2 separate regions of the Homo sapiens genome follow, and region 2 is linked to region 1. The links are chromatin contacts, found by Hi-C or POLR2A ChIA-PET in ENCODE. All regions are on one chromosome and are shown on one strand. The core of a region is the stretch at or near the end of the contact, and the rest is flanking DNA. Distances in the headings are between cores, read along the strand shown.

Region 1 (6,204 bases), core at 1,755-4,254:
AGTTGACTGCATTTGAATTTTGTTGATCCATTATATATTAGTAGTTGTGTATGCCTTTAGATCTAAAGCTTGTGGAAGTTTGCAGAAGGCTTGTGTAAAGTGGTACATCTTACATTATTTCCTGAATAGCATGAGGCAATCGTTAGTTGTTATAGCAACTTTCACCAATATAAGTCTTAGTAAACAGTTCCTTTTTTGTGACATTTTATTCACTCTGCACCTAGCTGGCTTCAGATTGTCTACAAACATAGCTTTTAGATAGAAGAGCGTATGGGTCTTTAGTTTGCTTGTTCTTCTTATATGTATATCTTATCCTAATGTAAAAGGTAGGCTTACTTTTGTATATGTATGTGCTCTAAAATCTGTATTTGACACTTAAAACTTATATTGGCAATTATAGTAGGGGTCCTTGACTATAGATTATAATGTTGGTGGCTTGTTTAACTTTGTTCTTCGGCTTTGAACTGGGCTCTTCCCTTGGCTCTTTTATTCCCCAGTTTCTCCCCAGCACTCTTACATGCTTGGAAAGGCTTTGGCTTCCAGCTGCATGGTCATGCTTCAGTATGCTTCAGTTTCAATCACCTTTGCTTCAATTTGCAGCTCAAACCTTTACTTTTCAGCTATAGATTTTATATATCAAGCAATCCCTACCGTATTCTATGCTGCTTGGTATCCCACTTGCCTGTGAAACTCAGAGGAGCTAGAGCCGGTTACTTTTCTCTAAAACCCCTTCCCTTCTTCATCCACCTGCTCTATTCTCTGTCGAAATGAATGGTACAGTATTTCAGACCAGAAATGAAGAGTCAAACATCCACTTCTAGCAAATGAATTAGAGTTGTCCTTAGGTATTTGTGGGAGATTGGTTCCAGGATCCCATTCGGATACCAAAATCCATGGATGCTCAAGTCCTTGATATAAAATGGTTTAGTATTTGCATGTCACCTGTGCACATGCTCCTATATACTTTCAGTTATGTCTAGATTCCATCACCTAGTATGGTGTATATACTATGTAAATAGTTGTAATACCTAATTGTTTATGGAATAATGACCAAAAAAAGAGTCTGTACATGTTCAGTACACATGTAGCCATCACCCCATGTTTAGGATCCATAGTTGTTTGAATCCATGGATGCGGAATGCATGGATACAGAGCAACAACTGTACTGAGTTCTGAGTTCCAGTTTTTAATCATCTCTGTCCTGGACTAACAATTGCAGCGTTTTCCCATGAATTTTCTTTCTTCTTGCTTTTATCCTTTCTACCTGTTCTACACTCTAATTTCATATGTTTTTTGCAGAAAGCTAATCCTTGTTTCTATGGTTGCATTTCAGTGGCTACTACTTGCCTCAGGGATAGAGCCCAAGCTTCTTAGCATTGTGGTTTATTCTTTTGAATTGTGGATTATTCCTATGCCTAACCTCTTTCCTCTCTCCAGTCATACCAGATTAGTTTGGGCCTCTGTGCTTTTGATGATGTGGTTCCCTGAGACATGGACCTCCTGCAGTCAGCCTCATTCTGGCCAGTCTGTAAGATCACCTCTAGATGTCTCTGACTTGGCCCACTACCATCTCTGTTTCCATAACGATACCAGGAGCAGTTGCTTACATTTGTGTGTTTACATGCACTTTCCCCTCCTCACTAGACTGTACACCCCTCAGTGCTGGGCATCTGTGTGCTTCTGGGTAGTTGTAGAATCAGTGGATGTCATTTTACATGCATTTGGACTCACTGGTTTAACTTTTCTGTCAGTCTTTCTCCATTTCAGTAGTAATATTTTCTGTCAGATCCCACAAGTGTTTTATAAAATATTAATAGTACTAGTGGCATAAGACATATGTAGTGCTGAAATGCAATTTTAGAACCAGAGGTTTGCTTTTTGCAAAGAATATATGGAATTAATGTGTAAAATGGGAAGGATAAAAGCAAGAAACAAGGAAATTAATGAGGAAAAGTTAGTCCAGGAAATAGATGATAAAAACCTGAACTCAGAACTCAGTGAGGTGATCAGGCAGCAATACCTTTAGAACACCAACTCCTTTCTTTTCTAAAATGTAGATTAGTTGGGAAGCAGGTCTGATTTACTTACATCCTTACTAACTTTGAGTTGGCTGTGTACTACGTTCTAGAAAACAGTATGGTCTTAGGAAATAAGTAAGTAGTATTTGGCTTGGAATTACAATTGTTTGCTATTAGGACTTGGGGAGTGATATAGTTTGGATCTATGTCCCTGCCCAAATCTAATGTTGAATTGTAATCCCGAATGTTGGAGGTGGTACCTGGTGGGAGGTGATTGGATCATGGGGGTAGATTTCCACTTTGATGCTGTTCTCATGGTAGTCAGTGAGTTCTCCTGAGATCTGGTTGTTCTAAAAGTGTGTAGCACCTCCCCCCTCACTCTCACTCCTGTTACTGCTCCCACACTGTGTTGCGCCTGCACCCCCTTTGCCTTCCACCATGATTGTAAGTTTCCTGAGGCCTTCCCGGAAGCTTAGCAGATGCCAGCATCATTCTTCCTGTATAGCCTGCAGGACTGTGAGCCAATTAAATCTCTTTTCTTTATAAATTACCCAGTCTCAGGTATTTCCTTATAGCAATGCACGAATGGACTCATTCAGGGAATAAGATACTCCTATTCCCAAAAGAGAACTGTTTCCCATTCTGGATTACCCAGCTTAAGTCCCCTGGCCATTTCAATTATTTAAAAAAAAAAAAATCAGATCTTTTTGAGGCCAAAGTCTGATAATTCTCCATGATCTACTCTAGTACAGTTTGAGGAACTTGGCAGTGTATTCACTTTCACTTGCTGTGTAACAAATTACTGCACCCTTAGCAGCTTAAAACAACACCTGTTTATTAACTCACAGTTTTGTAGGACAGAAATCAGGGCAGCACAGTGTGGCTGGATTCTTACTAGACTGAAACCAAGGTGTTGGCCAGATCTGCAGCTCTCATCTGAGCTTCAGAGTTCTTTTCCAGCTCACTGGTTGTTGGCAGAACTCATTTCCTTGAGTTCGTAGAACTGAGGTCTTTGTTATCTTACTATTCTTCTAGCTGTTGGCAGGGAGCACCGTCACTCCTAGAGGCCACTGGCAGTTCTTTGCTCTCTGTGGCCCTAGTTCACAAATGATGTCTGCTTTTTTTCCAGGCAGCTGGAGCCCGCCGCTCCGCTTCCACTTCTTTGACCAGCCAAAGAAAACCCTCTGCTTTTAGGGACTGGTGTGATTAGGTCAGGCCACCCAGTGTGATCTCCCTTTGGCATGTAGTGTAGATAATTGGATAACAGGTGTAATATCTCACACTCACAGATCTACCCATACTCAAGAGAAGCAGGAGATTTAACATGGATGAGGGTCATTGAGGGTCATTGCACATTTAGGTTTGATTTACACAAAGTTTTTGAACTTAACCTTTCATTAAAGAGGAATACATGAAATTATCTGAAGTTCGAAACATTATCTGGTCCCAAGTATTTTGAATGAGGGATACTCAACCTATATTGACCGATTCTACTATTAATTAGAAATTGGGTATTTCTCAAGCTGACAGTAATTACCAAGAGAGGAAGAAGGAGGGAGGGAGGAAGGGAGAGAGAAAAGTTATAGATATAGGGTGGACATAGGGAGGAAAGAAAATGAAATTTGACTTTATGTGAATGTCCCTCAAATACTAACTGAAGAAATTCATCTGGAGCTCCTTTTCTTTATGTTTGATTAAAAATTAACTGAACTGTATTTCTTAAATTGTGTCAGTTGCCATCTAAGCTGATAGCAAAGGAGAGGACATTTTTCCTACTAAATGTAGAGTTTATTTTTTCTTTTCTCTGCTGAAAAGAAATACGCAGTAGCAGCTGAGAGGAAATCGGAACTCTCATCTGGTTGCCATGGCAATTTAGAGCAGATGAGACTTGTAGTTTCCTCGGTTGTTGAGTTTTTCCTCCCTTTTCTGACAGAGCAAGTGTACATGCAGAATATAGTATGAAGTACATAGCATGATGATAATTTTAGTATTATAGTATGATATTGAAAGAAAAATATTTTTAAGTTTTTTTAAACCACATTTTAAATTTAGAGTAATGATTAGAATTTTCTTTGTAGTGTAAAAATAAATATAGTTCTTTGTGAAAAATATAAGTAGCTAGTGGAATTTTGCTTTCTAAATTAATTTCATTCCCATCACTGAAGTGCTGTGTTTTTCTTTTTTCTCTCCTCCCCTCTTTTTCTCTTTTGCTTTGCTTTGCTCTTTTGTTTTCCTTTCTCTTTCCTTTTTCTTTTTTCTTTCTCCTTTCCTTTTCCTTTGCTTTCCCCTTTCTCCATTGTCCTTTCCCCTTCCCCTTTTCTTTCCCCTTTCCTTTTTCCTTTCCCCTTCCCTTCCCTTTCCCCTTTCCTTTTTCCTTTTCTATTTTCTTCTTTCTTTTTTTCCTGAGACAGGGTCTCACTCTGTCATGCAGGCTGGAGTGCAGTGCTATGATCTTAGCTCATTGCAGACTCGCATGCTCAAGCAGTCCTCTCACATCAGCCTCCTTAGTAGCTGGGACTGTAGATGTGTGCCACCACGCCCAGCTAATTTTTGTAGTTTTTGTGGGTATTGCCAGGTTGCCCAGGCTGGTCTCAGACTCCTGGGCTCAACTGATATACCCACTGTGGCCTCCCCAAAGTGCTGGGATCACCTGTGGGGGCCACTGCACCCGGCCTGAAGTGGTATATTTCTTTATATTTCTTATAGTACATGAAAACATGTTCTTAAATTAGCACCTTGTTTAAACTTTGGACCCTTAGATAAAATTTCAGTCTCCTTTTTAAAGAATTACAGATTAATTTTCACTCTGAATGTAGCTGAGCTTATTGTAAAAGAGACTATGCATATTGATTGCTTAAATCTCTACATAGATATTTGTTTCTTGAAGTCATACATTTTATAACGGTGTAGTGTTGGATATTTAAAATATCTATAGCTGTATTGGGGTTTTCTTTTATTTTTTTAAAAATTTATTGTTGTTTTTGTAGAGATGAGGTCTTGCTGTGTTGCCCAGGCTGGCCTCAAACTCCTGGGCTCAAGCGATCCTCCTGCCTCAGTGTCCCAAATGGCTGGGACTACAGGTGTGCACCACCACACCTGGCTTCTTTTATTTTTTAACAATAGCTTTTTGAAGTATAATTCACATAGCATACAGTTTGCTCATGTAACATATATATTTTAGTGTTTTTTATTATGTTCACAGAATTGTACAACCATCACCACATTAGGACATTTTCATCCCTCCTAACAGATATCCCATATCTACTAGCAGTCAGTCCCCATTTTCCTCCTTTTTTCTCCATTTCCCCAACCCCCGATATGAGCATCCACTGATTTACCCCATCTCTATAAATTTATCTGTTCTAGACATTTGATGGAAAATGGAAGATCATACAACCTGCGGTCTTTTCTGACTGGCATCTGTCACCCAGCATAAGGTTTTGGAGGATCCATCCATGTTGTAGCATATATCAGTACTTCATTTCTCTTTGTTAGTGAATAACATTCCCTTGTAATGATATACCCCATTTTATTTATCAGTTAGGGGACGTTTGGGTTGTTTCTGCTTTTCGTTAAAAATAGTAGTACTTCTCTGAACACTGTGGATGAGATTTTGCTGGATATATGCTTTCATTTCTCTTGGGTATATACTTGGGAGTGGAATTGTTGGGTTATTTGGTAATTTTATGTTTAAACTTTTGAGGAACTGCCAGACCGTTTTCCAAGATGGCTATGCTATATTACCCTTCCCACCAACAATGTTTGAAGATCCTTATTTCTTCATCCTTCCTTAAACTTATTATCTGACTTCTTTTAATAGCCATTCTAGTGGGTATGAAGTGGTGTCAGACTGTAGTTTTGATTTCCATTTCTCTGATTACTAATGATGTTGAGCATCTTTTCATATATTTATTGGTCATGTGTATATCCTCTTTGTAGAAATGTCTTTCCAATCCTTTTTATCCATTGTTAAATTAGTGTGTCTTTTTATTGTTGAGTTGGAAGAGTTCTTTATATATTCTAGATACAAGTCACTTATCACTTATCACTTATGATTTACAAGTACTTCCCCCCATTCTGTGGCCTTTAAATTTTCTTGATGGTGCCCTTTGAAGTACAAAAGTTAAAAATTTTGAAGTCCAATTTAGTTTTTCTTGTATTGCTTATGCTTTTAATGTCACATTTA
Region 2 (6,204 bases), core at 2,252-4,751, 94 kb before region 1:
GTAAACTGTTAGGACCTCCAGGTAGAGCAGCAAAAACTCTAACACTAAACTGCTAATTTTGGGGTATATTTGGGTGACGAACCCATAACTATAGTAGTAAAGCTATCAGTTAATATTACTAAGTTCTCCCATTTTGCCAAGCACTTTGCAAAAATACTTTCGCATATGTTATTTTGTGTTAACCTCACCACAATCTTAGGAGATACATGATGGAATCCAGAATTAGAGATAGAAAGTAATTTGAATTTCAGGAGCTATCTTTTGAGTCCAAGTAATGTACCAAAGCTCATACTGTTCATCACCATTGTATATCCCACTTCACTGTTAAGTTACTATGATGATTATAAAAGATAAAGCGTATGTTATTTCTGATTATAAAATATATACTTAAAGTTAAACTTAGGAAATTCAAAAATGTGGAAATAAGGGGGAAAAAACCCCACCCACAGTCTTACCACTTATACACTTTTAACATAAACTTACCTGGATTCTGTAGGAAGTCATATTTACTAATATTTTTTAACAGCTGTGGGGCATTGTAGTCAGGATTTTGTAGAGGTATATCTTTGTTAATTTTTCTCCAGAAGTGTTTTTAAAGGTGAGAGTTTAATAATGTTTGGAAAAAATAAGAGAGAGCACATGTCAGATGACAAATGGATGGCACTGCCAGCAAGGGCTGTGAGGGTGCAAGCCGGCTTTTCTCTCCTGCTGGTCAGTGATTCTGTTCACCAGCTTAACAGACTAAGTTCTAGAGCAAAACACTTACTTATTACACATTGGTTCTCTATACTTCTTTTTGGGTTATCGTATGTTTATCCTTTTAAAAACGTCATAGAATTTTTCTTCTTCTTTTTTAATAATAAAGCTTTCTTGCTTGAAGAAAAGCCTCTTTGTATCCACCACAGCAGATGGAATGGCATTTGTACTTCTAAATTTTTCAGTAGTAGGAGTACCAAAATAGCACTAAAAATTAATTACTTTGATTACCTCCCCTCCCACCCAGTATTGGGAAAAGTCATAATTAAGTCTCCCTTCAAGGTAGTTCATTAGTTCTTGTATGTTAAAAAATCTGACCCTTAAATTAAATCTTCCTTTTGAGCTGCCTTTGTGTTTCCAGGACATGTTTAGCTGCACCTGCCTGCTATTCGGTCTCTTTCTTCACCAGAGTTATAAAATAAGAGGAAAAGGATTGTATTCTCTATTCAGAACTAGAGTTCTGTGGATAACTTGACAGCTTTCCATAAGTGTGAGTCTCCATATCTATAATCAAGTTGTAAGTTTGTGTTTAAACATTTTTCCCCCATATTTAGCCATGTCTCCTCCTTTGTATTGTTTTCTTCTACAAAAATGTTCTTGTAATAGTGTTTTACTTTTAATTCTGAGAAATTTATGACATTTTCTTTTTAAAAGTTATTCTCCACTTAAGTTAGAGATGTATACAGCATTAAAATGGATTGCAGATAAAGATATTTGTAAATGAGTGTTTCGGTTAAATGCTTTTCCAACTGAAGGTGGCATCTTGCCAACGAGAGGATAGCAGTTAGCCAACATGTTTTTTCTTCATGACTGTTTTTTCTTTGTTCAGGTGGAGTACATCCTGCTGCTTCAAGGGTAGAAGACTCCTCACTGCTTTCCTTCATGAGATTTCAAAGGAAGTGTTGGTTTTTTTTTTGCCTGGTTCAAGTATTGACCAAGAAGATGACAGTGATGTGGTCTCTTAGGTTTCAAAATTTCTACTTAAACATCTTGGTTCTAGTGATACGTACTTTGCAAAAATAATTCACAGTTATTATGACTTTTGTTAATATTCTGAAACTATGGTATTCAGAGATGATCCGTCAGGTTCTGATTAAGTTTCTTAGAAGCCCAGTGCACTGAAAAGATTATGGTGTGTCTTTTCTCTTCCTAGCAAAATGGAAAATGACAATACTGAAATGCAAACTAATAGAATACCAGCAAAAATTCTCATTGTTACTCATGGCTTCAAAAACTACATCAGATGCCTTAAAAAAAAATCCTCTTACTTCTTTTGGTACCTCATTTTTGTTGGTTTTCTAAGCATGTAGAAGGGGACCAGAGCATGCCACCCCAAAATATCCCACTTTTAGTGTAGGTGTTGTTTTAAGCTGAAGGCATTTAGTTTCCTGCCCTCCACCTTTCTGTCTAAAAGCAGGCTATCCATTTACATTTCTGAAAGTGTTCCGTACTAAAGAACCCCTATTTATTATACATTTCTAGTTATCTTCCCATGATTTGTACCTCCCTCAAAGTCCAGAACTTGTTTTCCTCAGTCTAGCCTTTTCCCCGTACTTTATCACCCTTTGTTAAGATGGTGTGTAAACCCAAATTTTAATCACCCTTTTGAGTTAACACTGAGTTCTCCTTTGTGTATGCACATTGCATGCATAGGTAAACTGCTTTTTTTCCCCCTCCTGTTAATCTTTTATCTGTTAAATTCAGGGACCCCAGCCACTGAATCTAAGAGGGTAGGGAAAGAGTGTTTTCCTCTCCAACAGTGTGCTTCATTTTTTTCCTGTTGGGTAATTCAACACTGACTCTCCCCAAAATTACACAGAAGAATTAAAGTAACACAGGAATGAAGAAGCGAACATAGATTTATCTGTCAGATGCATTTAAATAAAGTTATTTCTCTACAATTTCCTTGGTCTTTTGTATACTGTTATAATAAACTAGTAGGCAGCAGAAAATTTTTTTTGTGACAGAGTCTCGCTCTATTGTGCGAGACTGTGTGGCACAGTCTCGGCTCACTGCAACCTCTGCCTCTTGGGTTCAAGAGATTCTCCTGCCTCAGCCTCCCCAGTAGCTGGGATTACAGGTGCCCACCACCTGTAAAAATACCCGGCTAATTTTGTGTTTTTAGTGGAGATAGGGTTTCACTATGTGGGTCAGGCTGGCCTTGAACTCTTGACTTCAGGTGATCTGCCTGCCTCAGTCTCCCAAAGTGCTGGGATTACAGGCATGAGCCACAGCGCCTGGCTGGCAACAGGATTTTTGTTAAATAATCATCCTCTGTTGTCTCCAAGATTTTAGAAATCCCAGAAAACATGGAAACCTATGAAAATATGAACTTGACCTAAAGTATTTTGAATAATATTTATTGCTGTGGTTCTAGATGCTTCTAAAGTTTAGACTAGAGGATAGTTTTTATCTTTGTTAGGTCAGGATATTTAGCTGTGTAATAGTTTGGTTTTAAAGCTGTATGCTTTTTGACTTCTATTTAGGCTAAGAAGGCTTTTAGTCTTTCTTTTAGTGAAGAGGGTGTCCCTAGTCTGAGGGCATCTGTAGGCAGCATGTATCAATCAGTGATTGTAGCCCGGGGCCAGGGCAGCCCTGCGGTTTTCACAGTGGATTGTCTATATATCATCTGTTTCAAGATTCCTGTAGTCATGATACTAAAACGGAAAGGTGGACCAAATATTTTGTTTTTCAGTTTATCAGTTTTTCTTTGAGTCATCTAAGTAAGGCTCGGGATACTGTCTAATGGGAAATGAACAGTTAAGACAAAATCAGGGCAAGTCTTTGGGCAAGACAACTCTGTTTACTTTAGTATGCATACATGCATAGCCTGCCTTGTTCCAAAAAGGATTTAAGGTGGCACTGCTGTGCACTTTCTGTGGTTTATGGTCTGAGACTTATTTATAAATACAGTTACTAGTTTCAAATTGAAATGAATCTGGCTTCCAAATGGTGTGTAGTGTACTTACCCCAACAATGCTGCCATTGTACCCCAAGGTCTTCTTTAGGATTTGAATATGTTCATTGGTCATAAATCTTTATCCTTTGATGTTAGAATCAATTTTTGGAACCAGCTAAAAGTCATTAAGTGCCGAGTTTGGTGAATAACCTGGATAGGCAATCTGGGTTGTTAGAGCTTTTGGTTTATTGTTTTTGACTCATGGACTGTGAGCCAAAATAGGATGATGAAACTAGTTTCTAAGCCACAGTTAACTCCTTGTTAACATTCAGCAGTCTTGAACAATGGGTCCAATTGACTCTTGGTCTTGTGCTACATTAGCAGTGCCATTGAGATCAAATAAACAAGTTAACATTGTCCTCACTTGTGATTTTGAGATGGATGTTTTCTTGGGTTTGTAGTACAGCAAAGTATACCATTGCAAATTTCATGTTTTCAGGTCGTAATGAAAACTTTTGAAGTCAACTCTACCGATTTTCTCAAAATATTTCTGTTTTTTTCAGCTGTTAACAAAAGATCCAAAACAGTGAACAGGTTGTAACTGCTCTTTATCACTTGGTGAAAATTTCTTCCAAACGTTTTCACTAGCTTTTCACATAGTTTGACCCTCTGCCACATATTCGTGTGTTTTGTTTTTTTACTATGTAACCATTAAACTGTACGAATTGAGTTATTACTTTGACATCATTTTATAGATGAAGAAACAGGTTTACGAAAGATGAGACTTGATTTAAGGGATCAGAGATACTAAAGAGTCAAGATTCAAATCCCAGTTTTCTGGGTTTTTTTTCAGTGTATAATGCTGCCAGGATGGACATCAGCCATAACCTCCTTAATTTTCTTTTAGTAATATGAATTAATTTTCATATAAGAATATGAAAATTAAGAGCTCTTCCCTTTTATTTCCATAAATCTTGTGGATTTAATGCCACCCCTAATTAAATGTTAATTACTTTTTACTCAGGTCATTTTTTTTTTAATTATACTTTAAGTTCTAGGGTACATGTGCACAACGTGCAGGTTTGTTACATATGTATGTATGTGCCATGTTGGTTTGCTGCACCCATTAACTCATCATTTACATTAGGTGTTTCTCCTAATGCTGTCCCTCCCCCAGCTCCCACCCCACGACAGGCCCTGGTGTGTGATGTTCCCCGCCCTGTGTCCAAGTGTTCTCATTGTTCAATTCCCACCTATGAGTGAGAACATGCGGTGTTTGGTTTTCTGTCCTTGCAATAGTTTGCTCAGAATGGTGGTTTCCAGCTTCATCCATGTCCCTACAAGGGACATGAACTCATCCTTTTTTATGGCTGCATAGTATTCCATGGTGTATATGTGCCACATTTTCTCCCCCCCACCTTTTTTTTTGAGACGGAGTCTTGTTCTGTCGCCCAGGCTGGAGTGCAGCGGCGCAAACTAGGCTTGCTGCAAGCTCCGCCTCCTGGGTTCATGCCATTCTCCTGCCTCAGCCTCCCAAGTAGCTGGGACTACAGGCGCCCGCCACCATGCCTGGCTAATTTTTTTTTTTTCTTCAGAAAAGTAGGATTTCATTAAAATCAGTGTCTTCAACAATACAGAAATTAAATGTTAAGGCATCTTTTACTCCCATCCTGGTATATGCAAGAGAAATGTTTTAAGGAAGGGCCAGCATTTCTTACTAAAATGCTTTCTAGTGTATTTAGCAGATTTGTTTTTATATTCTCCTGTTCCACCTATCACTCAAAGCACTCATGATCACACATCTTGACCCAAATCAAGAGAAAAATATAAATAGATATTAATTTATTAAAGGGAAGCAGTTCACCTTTCAAAAATTAAAAGAAACTAGAAAAAGTATCATGTATAAAGTTCAAATACCAGCATTTAAATTTCTCTGAAGCAATTTACGGTTCAGTAATTAAGCAAAAGAAGAGATGAAGACTTTATTTAAGATAAGAAGCCTATTAATATGGATTGCACTATGGAGTAACTGTTCACTGAGTACTTGGCTCCACCAGGATGATAGTTTGAAAAGGGCTTCATACTCCTTTAAAAGACAGCACATCCACCAGGATAAGATCATATAAATTAACACTGATTCTTATTCCACATGCCTGTCCATTTACAAAGCTCAAGAGGCTTCATAAAGTATACTAAACTGTAACATTTTCACCTTTTATTAAGGCAAGTTTGTGAAAATAATTTAATACAACTGGATCTCTTCATGAACTTTCAACTTACAACCTTTTTAATGTAAGAAACATACAAAAATTATTTTATAAAAAGCCACCTCAATACCAGAAAATGGTAATGAAAGATTTTGAACCCAGTTTTACTTTTTAAAGAATGCTCTTTCCTTGTCTCAAATTCCAAGTGCTACTCATCATCCTTAGAGCCAGTTTTGCTTAAATGCTTCACAACATCAACCCAGTTCCAGCCTCGAGGAAGTTCTCCTTTGTGATCTGTTTTGTCTGCCAGCTTACGCTTCTGGGCTTTTGAAAGTTATTCTT

Evidence for each region. A loop is a pair of places that touch in the nucleus more often than their neighbours do. ChIA-PET counts read pairs that join two places held with the same protein, here RNA polymerase II (POLR2A). Pooled maps may share reads with other maps.
Region 2: a loop to region 1 is called in a pooled map, with 3 times the contacts of the local background. The contact joins two enhancer-like sites. A Hi-C loop is called at or near these places in 2 of 168 maps with a recorded cell type or tissue (IMR-90 and dorsolateral prefrontal cortex), 7 of 37 single-sample maps with no recorded cell type and 12 of 50 pooled maps. POLR2A ChIA-PET finds 5 or more read pairs at or near these places in 2 of 52 experiments (PC-9 and activated CD4-positive, alpha-beta memory T cell).

What each region holds. Positions count from the first base shown.
Region 1 is chr7:105,207,756-105,213,959 of GRCh38, reverse strand. The region is part of intron 2 of SRPK2 (SRSF protein kinase 2); the gene reads left to right. Among named protein-coding and RNA genes, the nearest start is that of SRPK2, 180 kb to the left of the region's middle. Within about 2 kb of position 3,004, at least 10 of the 41 ENCODE cell types and tissues checked have a DNase peak (open chromatin) inside an H3K27ac peak, as active enhancers do; they include dorsolateral prefrontal cortex, where a contact is called at or near this core.
Region 2 is chr7:105,301,953-105,308,156 of GRCh38, reverse strand. All of the region lies in intron 2 of SRPK2 (SRSF protein kinase 2), which reads left to right. It also overlaps the pseudogene RWDD4P1. Among named protein-coding and RNA genes, the nearest start is that of SRPK2, 84 kb to the left of the region's middle. Within about 2 kb of position 3,501, at least 6 of the 41 ENCODE cell types and tissues checked have a DNase peak (open chromatin) inside an H3K27ac peak, as active enhancers do; they include dorsolateral prefrontal cortex, where a contact is called at or near this core.